Linked DNA regions of Homo sapiens: region 1 is linked to region 2. A link is a contact called in ENCODE Hi-C or POLR2A ChIA-PET data. All regions are on one chromosome and are shown on one strand. The core of a region is the stretch at or near the end of the contact, and the rest is flanking DNA. Distances in the headings are between cores, read along the strand shown.

Region 1 (2,700 bases), core at 35-2,534, 220 kb after region 2:
TGTATTTTTAGTAGAGACGGGGTCTCACTGTGTTGCCCAGGCTGGTCCCCAACTCCTGAGCTCAGGCAATCCGCCCACCTCGACGTTCTGAAGTGCTCCCATGAGTCACTGCACCTGGCCTAAAATGTTTTTTCTATGGAGAGGAAATGCTTTTTTCCCTTCTTCTCCCCTCTCCACTCCTCTCTTTCTCTCTCACCTCCTTTTTCTCCCCATATCATCCCAACTCCCCCTCTGTAATATATGAATAAAAGAGAAGCCCTACAAGCCTAACAAAAGAGCCCACTGTAAGGCAGAGATGAATGGAATCTCTCTGCTTTTTCTCAGAGCGCTGACAAGATCTCTGGCTTGGTGGTGCTCCGAGAAATCCTCTTAGCTCCCTTGTTTTTGCTTCCTTCATTTCTCCTTCCCTTTTCCTTGTCTGTCTCTGGGCTCTCAAGCCTTCATACTCCCCGCCTTCCTCAGGCAGTGAGGTCTGCTGTGTGGCCTTTCCCCAGACTGCCAACAAGGCCGCCTGGTGTCGGCTTCCTATCTGAGTGCTGGGGGACAACATTATCAAGGCTTCAGTGGGTCTCTCTGCAGCTCTAAACCACAACATTCAACTGCTGTTCTGTTTGCATGATTTCACATTGCAGTCATTGAGAATCTATTTTTAGATGACCCTTTCAAAATTCTACTGTCGAATGTGCTGAAATAATACTGCTTGCTTGTGATTGGACATAAATCCCAGGAATATTTACCCCTGGCCAGAGTTAAAGTCACTTTTTGGAAATGATCAGTTAATGATTTATGATGTTTATACTTAGTGAAGGTTTTTCATGGATCTTGGACTCAGAAAATAGCATTGATTTATAGGACCAATGAAGGAGATTGAGTGATAATGTGTTTTTCTTGTTTTTATTTTTTGGTAATGGACTTACTGTTCTTACATAAAGTAGTATTCACTTTAGTGCAATAGGCTGAAGAGTACACTAAGGATAGAGTCTTAATTATGAGTCTATAAGAAAGCCATCCCAAACAGTTTGGCTTGTCCCTTAGATTGAGGCGAACTACTCAAATCACCAGAGGTCTGCTATAAATAGGCTGACAAGTTGATGTTAACATATTGTGTCTTTTAACTTTCATAAGCAACCCAGTAGAATATGAATTTTGGATTCTACCTGTGTTTTTCTTCAGCTCTGCCTGTCTCCTGACTTGTGACTTTGACCTAATGACTTCCTGTCTATGGACTTGTGTCTTGAAAACTAGAGAACAAACTGGAGATCTCTCAGTTCCCTTTCAGCTTGTCCAGTTTAAGGCTGGCTACCATAATATATTCTGGAGGTACATGCTGTTTTAGAGACTTTGCCACACAGGGGGACTGCCATCTTTTAGGACTTCCATCTTTGTTATCTGCTCGCTCCCCCTCTTCTTTTCCCTTTTCCCTTTTCCCAGGCACCATACATAAAATCTCTCATGATATTTTATTGCATTTAACCTATAATCATTCCCTACCTTCCTCTTAGGTTTCTTGTAATAATAAAACATAATAGATACATAATAGCCCTTTGGGACATTTTAGTACTGTAGAGATATAGTAATGTCACTAGGAAATGTAGTCATGCTAACCCCAAATCTTAGGTGTGACCATGGCTACATTTCCTAGAGACGGAGTGTAGACCCCACTCAGTAAAGCTGGACAATCGCAGATCCCTGGGAGTTGACTATGAAAGGCTTTCCAGTGTATGCCCTGGCTCAGAGAGGACTGGCAGAACTCCAGCTACTCTTCTGCTTTAAATTCTATGAAAAGGAGTTTTCCCATTCTTCCTGAACAGTGCAGGCCAATGCTTTATCCCCTTGCAATTGGAGAATTTTTCCTAGAGTCATTCTAAAGCACGCTATCTTTTGTCCTAAATGTTCTTGCTTATCTGTTAATGATGCATTTCACCAAAATGGACCTGAAACCGAAGTGCCGTCTCCTCTACTGGGCAGACAGACATCCTGAGGAATCATCTTGGAGGCCACCAATTGACTTTCAGCAAAGGCCCACCCCAAAATAGCTCCAACAGATGAGTATCTACCACAGGTGTCCAATCTTTTGGCTTCCTGGGGCCACATTGAGAGAAGAATTGTCTTGGGCCACACATAAGATTCACTAACATGAATGATAGCTGATGGGCTAAAAAAAAAAATTGCAAAAAATCTCATAATGTTTTAAGAAAGTTTATGAATTTGTGTTGGGCTGCCTTGAAAGCTGTCCCAGGCCCCATGTGGCCTATAGGCCATGGGTTGGACATGCTTGATCTATCCTATCACAAAAGGCCGTTGGCTCTTGAGGAATAAATTCTGCTTATTTTATCCGCTGGAATGGACAGGACCTCAGAATGGACACCGAATTATGACCTAGTTTTGCAAGAGAAGCCTGGAGACAGCAGGTGGATGACATCTTGCTGGACACCTGCAAGTGTGGCAGCTGATGCAGGCTGGCTCGAGACTCACTCTGCTGACTTGGCAGATTCGGCTGGAACAGATGGGCCTCTATGTGCCAGGGGAGGAGATTGCGTATATCAATTTGTTTTCTTCAGGGGATTTATACAACTGTGTCCACTGCATTTCACTACCAAGGTACTTGACAAATGAACTATTTAAAAGCACAAAGCTCAGTGAGCCAAGATCGCGCCACTGCACTCCAGCCTGGGTGACTGAGCAAGACTCCATCTCAAT
Region 2 (2,700 bases), core at 73-2,572:
GGCATTCTGATTCCTGATTTCCCTGGTCAGAAATCTTTGTTCCTGGATTTGTTCTCACGTTACCTTGCGTCTCTGTGGAAGCATTTATTTGCCATATTCTGCAAACATGTTGTCGCCAGATAGATTGAATGCTACCCGAAGGTTTGTCACAGTGCTGTGCACAAAGTGGGACTTCAAGTGTTATGGAGGCCTGGAAAGCCAGGTACAATGGCTCACCCAGCACTTTGGGAGGCCGAGGCGAGCGGATCGCATGAGGCCAGGAGCTCGAGACCAGCCTGGTCAACGTGGTGAAACCCCGTCTCTGCTAAAAATATAAAAATGAGCCAGGCGTGGCGGCGCGTGCCTGTAGTCCCAGCTACTCTGGAGGCTGAGGCAGGAGAATCGCCTGAACCCGGGAGGCGGAGGTTGCAGAGAGCCGAAATCACGCCACTGCACTCCAGCCTGGGCGATAGAACTAGACCCCAACTGAATAAATAAATAAAATAAAGCGAAAGTGTTCTGGGTTGTTTGTGTTTAATTATACTAAGGAGATTTGATAGGAAGGAGCACAATAAATGTCATGGTGATTATTTGGTTTATTGTAATACAATAAAGGAAATACAATAAAAGGTTTAACAAACCTTTTCATAAAGTTGCTTTGGTTGTTAAAAAATTTTAGACCTTTCCTGCCATTTTTCTTTTTTTAAGTACATCATTCTAACTTCCTAAAAGTATAGCTCAAAAAGGTGGGGGCCCAGGGGAGAGGCCAGCAGCGAAGGCATTATTGGGATCTTATTTGCCCCAAGATCACGCAGAGATGATTTATTCAGTTTGTAGATTATATAAACGGAAGAGGGAATTAATAGTTCCTGAATCTACCATGAGTCAGATACAAACTTTCTCATACAACCCTCACGGTAATCCCACAAGGTTAGAAATTGGGAACAGAAGAGAGAGGGCGGGGAACTGAGCTCGGGTTTCAGGCTAGCAGCAGACAAGCAGGAAGCGGAACGAAGAATGATTTCTAAGCGCAGTTCCGCAGCCCACTCACCTCGTCGGCTGGGGCCACCTGCTCTGGGAGTTTCGATTTCCCTTCCCGCGACTGCACCTCCACAGACATGGGCAACGCCTTACCAGAGCAACACCTGTGTTTGTTGGGCGGGAATGAGCCTTGCACTGGGCAGGGCTCAGGGCCCATCGCGTGCAGCGAAGCGCGGGTGATTTAAACCCAAGCAGCGGGCGCCTAGAACCCGACCGGATGCTCCTTGACTTTGCCCCCGGTCTCCGGACTCCTCTGATTGGACGTGGCTGCGTTCGGCCGCCCAATGGCGAGGCAGCGCGCGGCTTCCCGGAAGTGGCGGCGCGGTCAGGGCTGGCCTTGGCTTCAGCTGCGGTTTTGGGGTCCCGGACTCTGGGATCGGCGGCGCTATGAGTTCTTTCGAGGGGCAGATGGCCGAGTATCCAACTATCTCCATAGACCGCTTCGATAGGGAGAACCTGAGGGCCCGCGCCTACTTCCTGTCCCACTGCCACAAAGGTGAGTGAGGGCTGCGCGTCGCCCGCTCCCGGGGCGCTGGGGGCTGGAGAGAGGACAGGAGGGGGCCGGCCCTGGAGCAAGGAGCTGCAGCCTGTGGGAAGCCAGCGAGGGGGCGGCCAGCACACGCCTTGTCCCAGTCGGGCTCTTCAGCCTCTCAAAGGCTTCATCTATTTTCGGATGTGGTCAACGCGGCGTAACGGCGCCTGCCAGTTGCGCCCCGGGCCGGCTTGGTCAAGCACTGCTAGTAGTTTCTCTTGGTAGCTTTGCTGGTGGCCGATGATCAGAGATTGGCGAGGGTTAGTACTTCCCTCAGAGCCTCGCTACCATGTATGAAGAAAACAAGTTTCAGATCCATTTGACCACACCCTCAAACATTGGTCAGCAAGCAGGAGACTCAGACACACACACAACTGTGGAACAGCCCGCCTAAGAGCTCCACGAAGTGCAAGCTCCTTGGCCTTTGGGTGTTCTGTCCGTATCCAATATGAAAGTTTCGTTCTAGTTTAGGTTGGAGGGATGTTTCCCTTCTAGATGGTATCAGGCAACCTGAAAAGCTACTATGATTTCACAGCTGGATCCTTTCACAGCTGGGCCGATTTAGGGATTAAGGTTAGAGTGTCGCTGATGCTCCAAGCAGAGATTGGAGCTAAGTTCCAGAGTTTAAATACCGCTAACTTGACAACCATTGTTCATTTTCACTTCTATTGTGCTAACAAGTCACTAACTTTTACCAGGGAAAACAGTTTTAATGCTCATTGTGCTAATTCGCCCAGCCATTAGTGTTAATTGGAGAAAATGATAAACGGAATCACTGGAGTTGCTGCCTCCTGCTGTGTGGCCTTGCAGCGTGCTGGAGCAGGAAGCTCCCACTACCCTGTGGAGTCAATCAGCGTAACAAACCTATCTGTACCTGCGCAGTAGGAAAGTATTTTAAAGTAAATTACAGGTATCCAAACACAGCCTTTCCTCACAGGGTTGGTGTGAAGGCCAGCTATGTTGTTTTGTGTGTGGAATCAATCACTTGGACTATAAATCGTTGAAGTTACTGCTTCTGCGAAATGTCTCTGCTTTTTTTTTCCACAAAGCCACCAGTGATTTCTCTTTAATGGGAAAATCTGGACCTCTTCTCGTGCGTTGCCGTATTCGCATCGTGCACGTCTTTGAGCATCTCCTTCTTCTTTTTC

What was found. Hi-C counts contacts between places; a loop is a spot of excess contacts on that map. ChIA-PET counts read pairs that join two places held with the same protein, here RNA polymerase II (POLR2A). Pooled maps may share reads with other maps.
Region 1: a loop to region 2 is called in a map of ascending aorta, with 2.0 times the contacts of the local background. The contact joins the enhancer-like site here to the promoter of DCLRE1C in region 2. A Hi-C loop is called at or near these places in 2 of 168 maps with a recorded cell type or tissue (B cell and ascending aorta), 16 of 37 single-sample maps with no recorded cell type and 5 of 50 pooled maps. POLR2A ChIA-PET finds 5 or more read pairs at or near these places in 4 of 52 experiments (B cell, H1, HEK293T and 1 more).

The regions. Positions count from the first base shown.
Region 1 is chr10:14,734,760-14,737,459 of GRCh38, reverse strand. All of the region lies in intron 1 of FAM107B (family with sequence similarity 107 member B), which reads left to right. Among named protein-coding and RNA genes, the nearest start is that of FAM107B, 39 kb to the left of the region's middle. Within about 2 kb of position 1,284, at least 14 of the 41 ENCODE cell types and tissues checked have a DNase peak (open chromatin) inside an H3K27ac peak, as active enhancers do; they include B cell and ascending aorta, where a contact is called at or near this core.
Region 2 is chr10:14,952,718-14,955,417 of GRCh38, reverse strand. DCLRE1C (DNA cross-link repair 1C) reads left to right here and starts at 1,322. Exons shown (of 14, transcript NM_001033855.3): 1 at 1,322-1,516. The coding sequence starts at 1,408. It also overlaps a transcript of MEIG1 not described here. RefSeq lists a silencer at 1,131-1,210 and enhancers at 1,229-1,956, 1,957-2,685.